Regions from separate parts of the Mus musculus genome. Here regions 1 and 2 are each linked to region 3. A link is a loop called in an ENCODE intact Hi-C map of the cell type or tissue named here. Cell type or tissue: left cerebral cortex. All regions are shown on one strand. Links, peaks and the distances in the headings refer to the core of each region. The heading gives the core; the rest is flanking DNA.

What was found. Peaks named below come from ENCODE experiments on the same cell type or tissue, not always from the same donor. Only the 100,000 strongest peaks of a DNase experiment are listed, where the experiment ranks them.
Region 1: it touches region 3 in a loop (5-fold over the local background); 3 of 42 quality-filtered maps call a loop at or near these places.
Region 2: a loop joins it to region 3, with 5 times the contacts of the local background. A loop is called at or near these places in 12 of 42 quality-filtered maps.

What each region holds. Positions count from the first base shown.
Region 1 is chr17:34,624,118-34,629,543 of GRCm38, forward strand. It overlaps Ppt2 (palmitoyl-protein thioesterase 2), which reads right to left and starts at 3,318. Exons shown (of 9, transcript NM_001302396.1): 1 at 3,208-3,318; 2 at 2,688-2,878; 3 at 2,342-2,495; 4 at 1,719-1,814; 5 at 1,520-1,627. The coding sequence starts at 2,870. It also overlaps a transcript of Prrt1 not described here. In left cerebral cortex, for the core only: CTCF peaks have their summits at 1,904 (motif pointing right) and 2,707 (motif pointing right); DNase peaks (open chromatin) are centred at 2,719, 3,097, 3,508, 4,064 and 2 more places; H3K4me3 peaks cover 3,353 bases; H3K27ac peaks cover 3,308 bases.
Region 2 is chr17:34,775,765-34,781,190 of GRCm38, forward strand. It overlaps the pseudogene Tnxa. Among named protein-coding and RNA genes, the nearest start is that of Cyp21a1, 26 kb to the right of the region's middle. In left cerebral cortex, for the core only: no CTCF peak of the experiment used is centred there; a DNase peak (open chromatin) is centred at 2,402; H3K27ac peaks cover 890 bases.
Region 3 is chr17:34,697,581-34,703,006 of GRCm38, forward strand. The region is part of intron 16 of Tnxb (tenascin XB); the gene reads left to right. Among named protein-coding and RNA genes, the nearest start is that of Gm24389, 12 kb to the left of the region's middle. In left cerebral cortex, for the core only: no CTCF peak of the experiment used is centred there; DNase peaks (open chromatin) are centred at 2,450 and 3,229; H3K27ac peaks cover 2,893 bases.

The sequences.
Region 1 (5,426 bases), core at 420-5,419, 73 kb before region 3:
ACACATACACACACACATACACACACACATATACACTCACACTCATGCACAAAGAGAGACTGCCAGTAAAGATAAGCTGCCACACCAACCCCAGTAGAATCTGTGTGACAAGTTCCACAGAGTGAGGCAAAAACTTCAAAAGGAGGCCTCCTTGAACCTGTTGTGGAACTCTAGGCTGGAACAAAATATCTGTTTTGTTTTCTCTTATTTCTTTTCTTATTTACATGTTCCTGGAAATCTAGGCCAAGATCTTAAGCGAGAGTAATGGGTAGGAAACCATCCCTTGAGATGGGGACACTAACATGACCTTATCCCCAGGGAAACCAATGCTTTACTTTACAAATCATTTATAAAGTTATATAACAGCATCATGACAGATAAAAACTTTCCTAACGGGCTGGTGAGATGGCTCAGTGGGTAAGAGCACCCGATTGCTCTTCCGAAGGTCCGGAGTTCAAATCCCAGCAACCACATGGTGGCTCACAACCATCTGTAACAAGATCTGATGCCCTCTTCTGGAGTGTCTGAAGACAGCTACAGTGTACTTACATATAATAAATAAATAAATCTTTAAAAAAAAAAAAAAAAACTTTCCTAACAGTAAAATTGCATATCGCTGCATGTGTGTCATCGGAGGTGGGCTTTCGTATATGGTAAAGAAAGCCGCCGGGCAGGCATGGTGCACACCTTTAATCCCAGCACTCAGGAGGCAGAGGCAGGTGGATTTCTGAGTTCGAGGCCAGCCTGGTCTATAGAGTGAGTTCCAGGACAGCCAGGACTACACAGAGAAACCCTGTCTCGAAAAACCAAAAAAAAAAAAAAAAAAGACAGGGTCACTCTGTAGACCAGGCTGGCCTTGAACTCAGAAATCTGCCTGCCTCTGCCTCCCAAGTGCTGGGATTAAAGGCGTGCACCACCATGCACGGCTTGAGAAACCCTGTCTTAAAAAACCAAAAACCAAACAAACAAACAAAAAAATCAGGCATTAGATGTTAAATAATTGACTATAAAGATTTATTAACCTGCTCTTGGAAATATGCCACTAGCCTTGGGTGGATGCCCCTCTGAATACATCCTTTCAGAGTTGTTACGCTTGGATGATTTCTATTAATCATCACATGTTCTGTTTGTGAGTCAGTGAATATATTTTTTCAGAGTTCTAATATTTGTTCTTTTAATGTATAAGATCCCCTGCTTGAGAGCTGCAAAACACTCAGATTCAAACTGCCTCTGTGTTTGTTTCTGTTTGTCACTACCAAATCCTTACCCACCTAGGCTTCGAGGACCCTCATTTCAGGGACCCCCTATACCAGACTGGGGTGGTCCATGGCAATAAGCCATTTTTTTTTAAATTTTTGCATCAGACTACACTCTTTGAGGCAACTGGCTGGTTTGCACACCACATTCTGAACAGTGTCTATTTTATAAGTGTTAAATGGAAGCGATTGCTTTGGTTATGTCAGATTGGGAGCAACAGGCCTCATCCTCCGTAGCACCCCGACCACGGAGGCCCACTCACCGTGCCAGTAGTTGCAAATGGAAAATTCCTGGCCCCAAGGACTATAGCAGACCCGATAGAGGTTAGACCGCATGGACGTGGGGAAGAGCCATTTCAAATAGTCCGTGTCTGAAAGAGAACCGCCATGCCAAGGGCCATCAAATCTCTGTGCCCCGAACACACTATACTGCCTTCTATGGCACCCACAGTGCCCACTCACCTCCATACTGGCCCATCTGTGGGGAGGAGAGGGAGATGAAAGAGTCCACATTGTGGTTATCCATGACAGACAGCAAAGCACGGCACACCAGGCCCCCTGGAAGCAGAGCACCAGTGTTGGAAATGGTCTTTTAGGTTGATTGATTTATTTCATGTATATGAGTGCACTGTCCCTGTCTTCAGACACACACACCAGAAGAGGGCATCAGATCTCATTACAGATGGTTGTGAGCCACCACATGGTTGCTGGGAATTGAACTCTGGACCTCTGGAAGAGCAGTCAGTGAGTGCTCTTAACCGCTGAGCCATCTCTCCAGCTCCGAAAGGGTCTTAAGAATAGCCACTGGAGTGATCCTTACTTCCTGTCTCTCAGAATCCCAGGCCTCCGATACACTCCATTCCAGCACGGGTCACAGGTCACATGATGGAGCCATGGTGCGAGTTTAGGCCTCTGACCAACTGAAATGCTTTTAGCTGCTCTGTAATTCCTTAAATCTAAGAACCATGGCCAATGAGCACAGAAGGAACCCTCCCTCCCACTCAGGACACAAACGCCAGAAAGTAGGCCTTAGATAAGGGTCAAGCTCAGACGGGGGTTGGGAGTTAAGAGTGTGCGTTGCTTACCCTGGGAGTAGCAGATGAGGTGCACTCCTTCAGGGGCCTTTTCCATGATGGGGACCACAGCCTCTCGGAACCCTTGTACCTGTTCCCACAGGGGCCGCAAACTCTCTCTGCCATCGAAGAGATCAAGCACTGTCACCACAGTCCCGGTGTGTGTCTGTGGGAAAGGGGCAATGCGGCACTAGGTTGGACAAAGTGTATTCACTGTGCTTGCAGGAACCCCCATCCCTCAGCTCTCCCCGTGCGGGGAGCAGTACCCTGAAAACTAGCCTAGAGGGGCTGGCTGTCTTTCATCTGCCCACGCTTCCTCCCCCAGCCACTTTATATCCATTCAGTATCCCCCACAGACCTCATTGATATAGTCCAGCAGGTGGCGGAAGCTGTATGAACTGTCAAAGAGCCCGTGCACCACGATCACGGGCTTGTAGGACCCGCGGTGGGCTGCGGGGGCTGCGGGCATCAGCAGCGGCAGGAACGGCAGGAGAAGCAAAGCCCAAGCCGAAGGAAGCCTCTGCCTCCATAGCCCCGGCATGCTCCCACCTGAGAAGGAACGAGAGGCCGTGAGGGAGACGACGCCTCTCCACTCCCAACAGACTCACAGCAAGCAACTCTCCGGCCTCCGCTCCTACTCCTGGTCCGTATGAGGGAAGGCTACTTTTAACTTACTCCATCCAGATGGCTCGGCACAAACACCTACCACCTCCATGCACCAATGCTCACCCTAAGTCCCGCCCCCAACTTGGCGCCCAAGGGACTTTGTCCCAAGGCCCAGGATCTCCCTTAAGCATCACCTCGGCCATTCACTACTCTGGGATCTGCAAAGGCCGGGGAACAGCGGCCCAGGACACACGGAGAGTGGAAACTCCCACCTGGTCTGTGTCTGGAGGCTTCGTTCCGCCAGCTGTTTACTTGTACCTAGTCTGTAATCCACCGGATACGGGGATAGGGGGACAAGGAGAGCGCGCAGTGGGATGACGGACGGGGCGCGGGGGGGGGGGGGGGGGTGCTGCTCGGGGTCGCGCAAAGCCGTCACGTCCGGGACTTTCCCTGGCAACAGGGCGAGCGTCCCCTGCAACGCGGACAGCGGACCGGAGGGGCAATGGAACATTCCATTGCACCCAAAGAACTGGGGAGGAAATAGACAGAGCGATCCATTTAGCCGGATGGGGAGAGGCAACAGCAGAAAAAGATAATACTGGGTTTCTAAAGAAGGCATTCCTAGGCTTCAGCTGCATCCAGCCACCCAGGGGTGCAACTTCCCCTCCTTAATGCGGCCCACTTTCCAATCCAGGCTGTCTGGCTTCGTAGCAGAGCCCAAGAAAACGTGCGAGGGGGGAGGTTAGGACTGACGAAAGGCGACTCCCGCTTCTATCGCTGGACGCCAGGCTTGTGTTAGGCCAGAGTGCCAGGCCGATCACAGCTGAAGAGCCCCTCTTCCCACTCCTGCCTGCCCTCCCGCTCCGGATCAGCGCCTTACAACTCTTCACTTTGAAGTGCGTGTTGTGCCCTTGTCTCCGGAGACGCCGAGAGTCCTCCAGGCCCCTCAAGTGAAGTGCAGCCTGACCCAGTTTCTCTGGCCCTACTTTTATCTCCGCATTCACGACCCACCCTCCCGGACCCACCTTATATGGGCGTGGGGCCCCGTGGGCTTCAAGGACTCACCACAGGATTTCCACCAGTCTTTCAATCCTGAGCGACCCCGACAAACTGCTCCTCAGATCCCTGCGGGCTGCTGGCGACACAAACCCTGCCAGTGCAGGCAGACTTCCTCCCCGCTGCGGGCGCTGGCACCACTCGGCCTACCCGTGACCCCTACGGCGCGCCGGAGTGCCAGGGAATAGCCTTTATCCGTCAGTGCTTTTACTTAGCAATTAAATAAGTTTGCAGGGTTTCTGAGCTTCAAGGCCTGTACTCAGGGACTTTGTTTAATCTGAACTTAATAAAACCAGAAGCGTGTATTGAAGATGGTGTGGGAGGGATGGGTCCAAGGTTCCCTCTGATCCATGCACGGTTGAAAAACCAGAACCACCGGTATGAGGCCGTGGGTAAAAATTTCTCAGACCTGGAACGGGCTCAAGCCAGGGCTTTGGAGACTGCTCTCCAGGACGCCACCAGAGGGGCTTTGTCCTAGAGCAACTGTCTCTGGAGAGAGTTGGAAAATCCTAAAGGGGTGTTTCTGATTCTCCTGCTAGGTTTCTGCAAAAAAGGCTCAACTGGTGTAACCTCTGTAGAGGGCCTATCCTTACCCCACCTCCCCACCCACGCCCTTACAAGACACAAAAAGCAAATAAAAAGAGTGGAAGTCACCGCTGTGTCTTGGGTTGACTCCGGGGGTGGATCTGCGTCTTGGGGCAGGAGGAGGGGGGAGAGAGGGAGTGCTTTAAGGAGAGGTTGTGACTGCTGACTGGACCAAGAACTCTTCAGCCCCCAACAAGCACGCTTTTCCAAACCTGCCTGTCACAAACAAGCAATTAGAGCTTGCTTCCCTCTGATGAAGCATTTCAGCTTCTTATAACCCTAGAGAAAGAAGGTACCTGTGTACCCCCACAGGCGCTTTCTTTTTCTCCTTTTCTTTAGCCACAGTCAGCATCTTACCTCTATTGTCAGGCTGTATATGGGGGAGGGGGGGTCTGAACCTCTTGGTTCCACTCTTTGTACAGTTCTGTCTCACACCTGGAGAAACCTAGAACTATCTTGCAGGATGTTCTGAGGGAAACTGAGGGAGCAACCCCATGGATGAGCAGGGACTGCTTGAACGGGGTCTGGAGATAAGTGTGGTAAATCCATTGAGCTGGCTTCTTCTCACAATATAATCACTACAGCGAGTCTTTGCGGGAGAGGCTCTAGAGATTTCTCCCTCCCTCCCTCCTTCTCTTAGTCCCACCCGCCTTGCCTGGTCTTGCCTCCCGGTTTCCATGACAACTCCAAGGGAGCTAAACTGGGGGCTTGACTGCCAGGGTGAGAGGAGGAAAGAGGTGGTCCAGAAGCAGAGAGAAACCGAGTTTTTCGGGGGGAGACTTCTGAAGCTCTCCCCCATCCCTGCCTCGGTCCCTTTAAGCTCCCCCCCAGCCACCCCCCCCCCCCAACA
Region 2 (5,426 bases), core at 18-5,017, 78 kb after region 3:
GGCTCAGAGAGAATAAAGCAGGGCCTACCCCATACTCTCTGCTTCTGGGACATTTTCCTCCCACCTGATGCAGTTTCAGACTGCGGCCAATCCACCTGATTATAAAATCCCTTTTATTAAACCCTATTATTTCTCTCACTTAAAAAAGCAGCTTCTGGAAGCTATGGCCGACTGCCTCCCTGTTGAGTTCCTAGTTCCCGATAACACACTGCTGAACCTAAATGAATCCAGCGCATGCGGGTTTAGCACCATTCCAGCTTAGCCCATACCAACCTTCTTTGGTACGAATTTTCTTTAATTCTTTTCTTCTTTCATGGAGCTCCAAACCAGCAGTGCTTCTTTCAAATGTCCTCTGCCATTCCCAGGCCCCGAGTTATTTCCCCAAATTGTTGGGGCTGGCCTGTGGCTCTCATGTCCGGGTTCGAACCTAGAAGGCATCTTGGAACTGAAAGAGAGGGAAACTAGGTGACAAGAGAAACATGGAACCAAGACAACTAGTCTGATCAAGGTTCAACTTTAATGTTGGGGAACACACTTTATAAAGAAGAGGGGAGGCCCATTCCCAGTCACGCAAAATTCCTTTCAAGTTGTCAGATCAGCCTTTTAGTAGGAACTCGAGAAGATCACAGTTCTGTGCTAACTCTGGAAGATCTTGAAGAGCCGGTTCAGCCTCAGGCAGGTGGCAGGTAGTGGCATATCAAAGGAGAGGGATAAGAAGCAGCACAGCAGGTGGCTCTGCCTCATTGGTGGATGGTCTCAGCCAGCCTTGCTAGGCTGGAAGGAGGTAACACTGGATGGTCCCGGAGGGACAGTTTGACCAATTCATGATCCAATACAAGAATGGGGATGGGCAGTCCAAGGTGGTGCAGGTGCCAGGGCATGAGGACCAGGTCACCATCTCTGGCCTGGAGCCAGACCACAAGTACAAGATGACCTGTATGGCATCCACAGTGGTCAGCGTGTAGGTCGCGTGTCTGTTATTGGGGTGACAGGTGAGTGGACAATGGAAAACTCAGGTAAAACTCAAGAAGAGGTAACCTTAGCTCCTTGGTGACAGGAGTGGGGATGAGGGCCTTGGATGAGAGCCATGGTCAAGGCTGTGGCCCACTTCCTTTCCCCTAGAGCTAGCTCCTAGACAACAGGACCATGGAGTGTTTTATTGTGCTGGTAGCCTTCCAGGTCACCTGGTAGCTATGGTCTCTGCCTCCTGCCCAAGACTGGGGACACAGAACCCTGTTCACTTCTCTGTCTTCTTCTCAGCTGCAGAGAAGAGTCCCCCCAGCCTAACAGAGCCCAGCATAGAGGCCCCAGAGCCCACCAAGGAACCAAGCCTGGGAGAGCTGACAGTGACAGGATCGTCTCCCTGAGCCTCTCCTGGACCGTCCCCCAGGGAGACTTTGACTCCTTCACTGTCCTGTACAAGGAAAATGATGGGTGGCCCCAGCTGATGCATGTCAGGGGCCAGAAGAGGGAGGTCATCGTGAGAGACCTGGATCCTGGGCGCAAGTACAAGATGAACCTGTATGGGTTCCATGAGGGACATCTTGTGGGCCACGTGTCTACCATAGGTGTGACAGGTGAGTGTGAATTGGGGCTTTAGCATATCTCCTTCCTCAGGGATGTGTGGTCAGCTTCTCGGTTGTTTTCCCTATTTTACAAGGCTAAGATTGAATTCCCCTTCACAGCCTTGGCCTTTGTTCACCAGCTGCCTCTGCCTCACTCTGTTGTGAACACAGACACACATGCACACACAATCACACACACACACACACACACACGCACACCCATGACCACATTCACACATATGTACAAACATATGCACACTGACAAACATGCACACAAACCCACACATGTACGTACACACACACACTTACACTCTCTCTCTCTCTCTCTCTCTCACACACACACACACACACACACACACACACACACACACCACTTCAGTAACTTGATGGACCTGTGCTCTGTGGCATTGTTAGATGCTAATGGGAAGTAGGGTGGGCACTTGGCAGGGAAAGTAGCTCACTGGGGACATTTTCTTGGACCCGTCTCTTGGCCTGGACTCTCCTGGATTTCTTTTCTCTCCTTCCTGGCCTCCATGATGTGAGCCGCTCTGTTCCACCATACCCTCCTCCCCACCACAGTGGGCCTGCACTTCTGAAAGTGTGAGTCTGAAAGTAAAAAGCAAGAGGAAGGAGAGAAGAGGTACTATAGGCTGAGAGTCCTGTAAGGGTCCTAATCACAACCAGCCGGCAAGCATCACACTGTGGAGAACCGGAGGAAGGGAGCATAGCCCACAGCGCCCACGGCAGTGCTTTGTGAGACAGAATTCAGTGTTGTTCTGAGCACTGCTGGGCTGCCTTTTTCTGGTTTCGTCTGCTCTGCACTGTACAAATGTTCCAACGTGGCAAGCATTTCTCCTTCCCCTCCACGCATTCCTTTTTAATCACAGAAAAACAGAAAAATGCAGTGTCTCTTCCTTAGCACTCCATCTGTCTTCCTGTCACCCTGGCAATGCAATTCATATCTAATTCTCAAAAAATTAAATTTGCCAGTCCCTAAGCAGCTAGGGAACAAATCACAATGCACACTTGGGTCCCTGGGTCATTGTCACACAGCCTGCTTTCCTGGAGATGTCAAGAGCAGATCACTGTGTGGGGCAGGTCAGGCTGCTCAGCCACAGAGCCGGCAGCCTGTGGCTCTCTGTGCCTGTGACCGTCTAGGTAGAGGAGTCATATCTCACAGTCCCTGGCTTGACAGGTCTTGTTTCTGCCCTTGCTCTCAGCAGACTTCAGAAACAAGGGGCATGGGGAAGCTAGAGTTTGTGACTGGGGGTAAACTGTTAGTTCTTATTCTCAGCTCAGGGTCCTGTCTCTTGTCATTCCTCACAAGGCCATTCTCAACTCACAACAAGGGGAGTGGCTCATAAGGGACACATGTCCCTGCTTTCCCATATCCCCTCTCCCATTCCTTCGCTCATTTTCCCACCTCCCTCACTGTCCGTTCCCATTCCCCTCCCACTTACTGATATGATTCAATAGTCTCTTTTCAAGCCTGTATTTTCATAGTGTGAGGGACATGACAGGTTATGCAAAGCTTGAAAACCAGCAAGTGAGAAGCTCGGTCTAGTGTTTGAGCAGTAACCATCATTAGCAACTGTGAGTGCTTGAGTATCCCATGAGGCCCTGGACTCCATTCCTGGCACACACACTACCACCACCAAACCCACAGAAGCTGAGGTGTAAGCTGTAAGCGAGTTTCCTGCTCTGCACTCTCAGGCCACACACTAAGTCTGCAGCCTGAATGCTCCCACACAGCCTAAGTGATCCCATACAGCCTCAGTGCTCCCATACAGGCTCAGTGCTTCCATACAGCCTGAGTGCTCCCACTCATCCTGAATGCTCCACAAAGCCTGAATGCTCCCACGCAGCCTGAGTACTTCCATACAGCCTGAGTGCTCCCATGAGGCTGGCTGTGCTCTCATACAGCCTGAGTGCTTCCATGCAGCTGGCTGTGCTCTCATACATCCTCATTGCTCCCACACAACCCAAGTGCTCCCATGCACCTGGCTATGCTCCCATATAGCATCTGTGAGCCCATATAGCCTCAGTGCTCCCATGCAGCCTCAGTGCTCCCATACAGCCTCAGTGCTCCCATACAGCCAGAATGTTATCACACAGCCTGAGTAAACCCATACAGCCTGAATGCTCTCATACAGCCTGAGTGCTCCCTCACATCCTAAGTGCTCCCATACATCTTCAATGCTCCCATTCAGCTGGCTGTGCTCCCATTCAGCTGGCTGTGCTCCCAAGCAGTTGACTCTTACTTTCTGGGTGCCTGTTGGATGCTAGTCATTTACCTTGTGACCATACAGTCTTCACTAATCACCATTTTAATGGTCATTTGATGCTTTCTGATGAAAGGCCTGTAAGTAAACCAGTCATCATCCATTGTGGGTTATTTGGGTCCTGACACATTTTGCTGTCATGAAGAATCTTGTTATGAAGCCGGGCGTGGTGGCGCACGCCTTTAATCCCAGCACTCGGGAGGCAGAGGCAGGCAGATTTCTGAGTTCAAGGCCAGCCTGGTCTACAAAGTGAGTTCCAGGACAGCCAGGGCTACACAGAGAAACCCTGTCTCAAAAAACCAAAAAAAAAAAAAAAAAAAAAAAAAAGAATCTTGTTATGAATTCTTCCATGCTGTAACTTTCCCCTACTTTTAATAATTTTCTTAGGATAAATGCCCAGAACTGAGACTATTGGGTCAGAGGAAATGAGCAGTGCTTTGGCTCCTGACACACATGCTCCAGTTGCCTCCTGAGGATCTGGAAATGGGCAGTCTGACTATCAGATGGGGCAGCGAGGATAGCTCAGTCCTCTCCAGCCTCCAGTGACCAGATGGCCGCTTTGAGGCCACATGAGTCCCCAAGCCTTCTACTTTAGGTACTGGGTGTACTTTGGGGACCCAATTCTCTCGAGTCGTAGGACCCTGAGAAGGAGATTGCTGTGCAGAATCCCCAGAGAAGCCACTCCTGGAAGATCCAGTAACGATAGGATCACTACACCCCAGACTCTCCAGGACGGCCACTTTGACTCTACAAAGGCTAGGGATGGGTGGCCTCAGAGGTACAACCTGGAGGCCAGGAGGACTGTGGGGAAACTGGAGCCCAGTCACAAGTTCAGAATGTACCTGTATGGGTCCATTTGGTGCCTTGAACCCCGCTCTGTCCATCATGGGTACATCCAGCCTGGACTAAGAAGCTGTCACCTTGTCACCAGCTACCTGGAAGCATTTGTCCTTAGCAAGCACTTCCTTGTGCCTGGGTCACACCACAGAGCAGGTCAGATGTAACCAGTCCACCTAGAGTCTATCTGCATTCCTATCAAGCTACTCTGTCAGCCTCATTCTAGTGATAGTACTGGACATAATCAACTGAGAGAAGTTTTGCTTTCACCCAGGTTTTGATGGGCTGCCTTGCTCGTTCAGAACCTGTCATGGATTAGCAAACACCTCAAAGCAGACTGGAGATAAAGAGGAAGCTCAGTCTCCCCGTCCTTTTCAATGGCACATCCTAAGCAACCTGGGGAATGTCTACCAGGCCACACCTCTTAAGGGACCCTGCTTCTGCCCTGTCACCTTAGAGACCAGTCATTTAATGAGTAGCATCTGAGGGACAGATGATCCTGACTGTGAGGCCAGTGCACAGCTGAGCCTTGAATAGCCCAGCTTCAGACAACAGAGATGTTAGCACTCCCTGGGAATATGTGACCCAGGAGTCCTCACAGAGGCTCTGTCTCCATGGAAACAGTGAAGGAGGTGCTAGGATACAGTTTTACTTAACTGTACACCCATCCTGTGTATCAGCAAAGTTACAGGTGATGGATCCAGGTGCAGACTGCATCTAATGAGCCTTGAGCCTGGGAGAC
Region 3 (5,426 bases), core at 16-5,015:
TGTGAGGTGCACCAGAAACACACTTGCACATTTTCCTAGCATGGACCCCCACAGTCTAGTTTCAGGACTTTTGTTCTGACACCCCCAAAAGAAGCTTTTGATCTGGCTAGGCATAGTGACACACACACCCATTATCCTTGCCCTTGCAGGACAGAGAGAGCAGGAGGATCAGGAGTTAAGCCTATTCTGTATCTCTTCAGCAGAAGACCACCTTGGCTTATGTGAAGCCCAGCCTTAAAAAATAAAATAAAATAAAATAAAATAAAATAAAATAAAATAAAATAAAATAGCGTAAAGGAAGGCTGAGCTACGATATGCCAAGGCCTTGAGAGCCAAGGTGACCTGACCTGTCTGATTTCCAAAGAAGACCGTGGAGAAGCCCTGGTGATTATAAACAGGAAGAGAACATGACCAGGCCTAGACACAGCCTCCTTCTGACCCATATTTAAGAGCGTTGGGACTTGGAAATTCCTTCCATAAACAGCAAAGATTCTGTTTTACGTCTTCCCCAGACCCCAAAGAGGAGCCTACTGATGCCTCTTCCCTGAAACCTCGCCTGGAGGAGCTGACTGTGACAGATGCCACCCCTGACTCCCTGAGCCTCTCCTGGACAGTCCCTGAGGGGCAGTTTGACCAATTCGTGATCCAGTACAAGAACGGGGATGGGCAGCCCAAGGTGGTTCGGGTGCCAGGGCATGAGGACCAGGTCACCATCTCAGGCCTGGAGCCAGACCACAAGTACAAGATGAACCTGTATGGCATCTACAGTGGCCAGCGTGTGGGCCCTGTGTCTGCTGTTGGGGTGACAGGTGAGTGGACAATGGAAAACTCAGGTAAAACTCAAGAGGAGGTGACCTTAGCTCCTTGGTGACAGGAGTGGGGATGAGGGCCATGGACAAGTATGTGGCCTACTTCCTTTCCCCTAGAGCTGGCCCCTTCTCCTAGGCAACAGGAAAATGGATGGTTTTATTGTGCTGGTAGAATCCAAGTCCCCTGGTAGCTATGGTTTCTGCCTCCTTCCCAAGACCTGAGGACAAAGAACCCTGCTCACTTCTTCTTCTTCTTCTTCCTTTTTTTTTTTTTTAAATTTAAGATTTGCTTTATTTATGAGTGCACTGTCACTGTCTTCAGACACACCAGAAGAGGGCATCAGATCCCATTACAGATGGTTGTGAGCCACCATGTGGTTGCTGGGAATTGAACTCAAGACCTCTGGAAGAGCAAGTCAGTGCTCTTAATGACTGAGCTGTCTCTCCAGCACCCCCTGCTCACTTCTCTGTCTCCTTCTCAGCTGCAGAGGAAGAGCCTCCTAGCCCCACAGAGCCCAGGACAGAGGCCCCAGAGCCCACAGAGGCCCCAGAGCCCACAGAGGAGCCACGCCTAGGAGAGCTGACAGTGACAGGATCGTCCCCAGACTCCCTGAGCCTCTCCTGGACCATTCCCAAGGGAGACTTTGACTCCTTCACTGTCCAGTACAAGGACAGTGATGGGAGGCCCCAGGTGATACGTGTCAGGGGCCAGGAGAGGGAGGTCATCGTGAGAGACCTGGATCCTGGGCGCAAGTACAAGATGAACCTGTATGGGCTCCATGAGGGGCGTCGTGTGGGCCCTGTGTCCACCATAGGTGTGACAGGTGAGTGTGAAGTGGGGCTATAGAGTATCTCCTTCCTCAGGGGTGTGTGGTCACCTTCTCGGTTGTTTTCCCTATCCCACAAGGCTAAGATTGAATTCCCCTTCACAGCCTTGGACTTTGTTCAACAGCTGCCTTTGCCTCACTCTGTTGTGAACACAGACACACATGCACACATAATCACACACATGTACACACATGCACATCCATGCCCATACTCACACATATGTACACACATATGCACAGTCACACATGTGCATGCAAACTCACACATGTACACACACACAGTCTCACACACACACAAACACACACTCTCACGCACACTCACACACCACTTCAGTACCTTGATGGCCCCATGCTCTGTGGCATTGTTAGGTGCTAATGGGAAGTAGGGTGGGCACTTGGTGGGGAAAGCACTCACTGGGGACATTTTCTTGGACCTGTTTCTTGGCCTGGACTCTCCTGGATTTCTTTTCTCTCCTCCTGGCCGCGGCTGTGATGTGTGCTGCTCTGTTCCACTGCACCCTCCTCCCCACCCTCCACCATACCCTCCTCCCCACTATAGTGGGCCTGCACCTCTGAAAGTGAGAGTCCAAAAGTAAAAAGCAAGAGGAGGGAGAGAAGAGGGACCACAGGCCGAGAGTCCTATAAGGGTGCTAATCACAACCAGCCGGCAAGCATCACATTGTGGAGAGCCAGAGGAAGGGAGTGCGGCCCACAGCGCCCACGGCAGTGCTTTGTGAAACAGAATGTGGTGTTGTTCTGAGCACTGCTGGGCTGCCTTTTTTTCTGGTTTCGTCTGTTCTGCACTGTGCAAATGTTCCAACATGGCAAGCATTTCTCCTTCCCCTCTACACATTCCTTTTATAATCACAGAAAAACAGAAAAATGCAGTGTCTCTTCCTTAGCACCCCATCTGTCTTCCTGTCACCCTGGCAACGCGGTTCATTTCTAATTCTCAGAAAATTAAATTTGCCAGTCCCTAAGCAGCGAGGGAACAAATCACAATGAGCACTTGGGCCCCTGGGTCATTGTCACACAGCCTGCTTTACCGGAGATGTCAAGAGCAGATCACTGTGTGGGGCAGGTCAGGCTGCTCAGCCACGGAGCAGGCAGCCTGTGGCTCTCTGTGCCTGTGACCGTCTAGGTAGAGGAGTCATATCTCACAGTCCCTGGCTTGACAGGTCTTGTTTCTGCCTTTGCTCTCAGCAGACTGCAGGCTTGTGGGGCATGGGGTAGCTAGAGTTTGCGACTGGGGGTAAACTGTTCCTTCTTACCCTTGGCTCAGGATCCTGTCTCTTTAAGTCTTGTCATTCCTCATAAGGCCATTCTCAACTCACGGCAAGAGGAGTGGTCCATAAGGGACACATATCTCCTGCTTTCCCATATCCCCTCCCCCAAGTCCTTCGCCCATTTTCCCACCTCCCTCACTGTCCGTTCCCATCTCCCTCCCACTTACTGATATGATTCAATAGTCTCTTTTCAAGCCTGTATTTTCATGGTGTGAGGGACATGACAGGATATGCAAAGCTTGAAAACCAGCGAGTGAGAGGCTCAATCTAGCGTTTGAGCAGTAACCACCATTAGCAACTGTGAGTGCTTATCTATCCCATGAGGCCTTGGGCACCATTCCTGGCACACACACTACCACCACCAAACCCACAGAAGCTGAGGTGTAAGCTGTAAGCAAGCTTCCTGCTCTGCACTCTCAGGCTGCACATTAAGTCTGCAGCCTGAATGCTCCCACACAGCCTAAGTGATCCCATACAGCCTGAGTGCTCCCATGCAGCTGGCTGTGCTCCCATGCAGCTGGCTGTGCTCCCAAGCAGTTGTCTCTTACTTTCTGGGTGCCAGTTGGATGCTAGTCATTTACCTTGTGACCACACAGTCTTCACTAATCACCATTTTAATGGTCATTTGATGCTTTTTGGTGAAAGGCCTGTAGGAAAACCAGTCATCATCCATTGTGGGTCATTTGGGTCCTGACACATTTTACTGTCGTGAAGAATCTTGTTATGAATTCTTCCATGGTGTAACTTTCCCCTACTTTTAATAATTTTCTTAGGATAAATGCCCAGAAGTGAGACTATTGGGTCAGAGGAAATGAGCAGTGCTTTGGCTCCTGACACACATGCTCCAGTTGCCTCCTGAGGATCTGGAAATGGGCAGTCTGACTATCAGATGGGGCGGCAAGAATAACTCAGTCCTCTCCAGCCTCCAGTGACCAGATGGCTGCTTTGAGGCCACCTGAGTCCCCAAGCCTTCTACTTTAGCTACTGGGTGTACTTTGGGGACCCAATTCTCTCGAGTCGTAGGACCCTGAGAAGGAGATCCCTGTGCAGAATCCCCAGAGAAGCCACTCCTGGAGGATCCAGTAATGGCAGGATCACTACTCCCCAGACTCCCCAGGACGGCCACTTTGACTCTACAAGGCTAGGGATGGGCGGCCTCAGAGGTACAACCTGGAGGCCAGGAGGACTGTGGGGAAACTGGAGCCCCAGTCACAAGTTCAGAATGTACCTGTATGGGTCCATTTGGGGCCTTGAACCCCGCTCTGTCCATCATGGGTACATCCAGCCTGGACTAAGAAGCTGTCACCTTGTCACCAGCTACCTGGAAGCATTTGTTCTTAGCAAGCACTTCCTTGTGCCTGGGTCACACCACAGAGCAGGTCAGATGTAACCAGTCCACCTAGAGTCTATCTGCATCCCTATCAAGCTACTCTGTCAGCCTCATTCTAGTGATAGTACTGAACATAATCAACTGAGAGAAGTTTTGCTTTCACCCAGGTTTTGATGGGCTGCCTTGCTCGTTCAGAACCTGTCATGGATTAGCAAACACCTCAAAGCAGACTGGAGAAAAAGAGGAATCTCAGTCTCCCCGTCCTTTTCAATGGCACATCCTAAGCAACCTGGGGAATGTCTACCAGGCCACACCTCTTAAGGGACCCTGCTTCTGCCCTGTCACCTTAGAGACCAGTCATTTAATGAGTAGCATCTGAGGGACAGATGATCCTGACTGTGAGGCCAGTGAACAGCTGAGCCTTGAATAGCCCAGCTTCAGACAACAGAGATGTTAGCACTCCCTGGGAATATGTGACCCAGGAGTCCTCACAGAGGCTCTGTCTCCATGGAAACAGTGAAGGAGGTGCTGGGATACAGTTTTACTTAACTGTACACCCATCCTGTGTATCAGCAAAGTTACAGGTGATGGATCCAGGTGCAGACTGCATCTAATGAGCCTTGAGCCTGGGAGACTGCCAAGTTCCTGAGCAATGGGTTTATTATAGTCACACCAAACATGAGCTTGTGATAGGGAAGACTAGGGACAAGAAAGGACCTAGAAGGGTCACCCAAAACCAGCTTGCTCACAGAGAACTAGTGAGACTGAAGTCTAATAGGCATGAGGTCAGGAGCAGCTTTAGAAAAAGTGAGTCCAAACTTGTGCAGAGAGCAGCAGGCTATAAAAGCATGGTCCAGAAAGAACCAGATTTTGTATGACAGCCTCTGAGATCTTACGACACAGTCGGGATATCCTGGGAAGCCCTGGGTTCTGTGCTGAATGCTGGCATCTGGCATCAAAGATGGGTATATGCAAATCTTGGGCTGCAAGGTGGAGCAAGACAAGAAGGGGCAAGGAAGGAAGGTAGTCTAAAGGCAGGAGGGCTAAGTGTGGGAGATGTGCTGTGCTCCCATCCAGCCTCAGTGCTCCCATCCAGCCTGAGTGCTCCCACGCACCAGAGGGTTCCGGGCTGGTGAATGAGGCAGCCAGGAGGGGTTTAGCAAAAGTCTGGAAC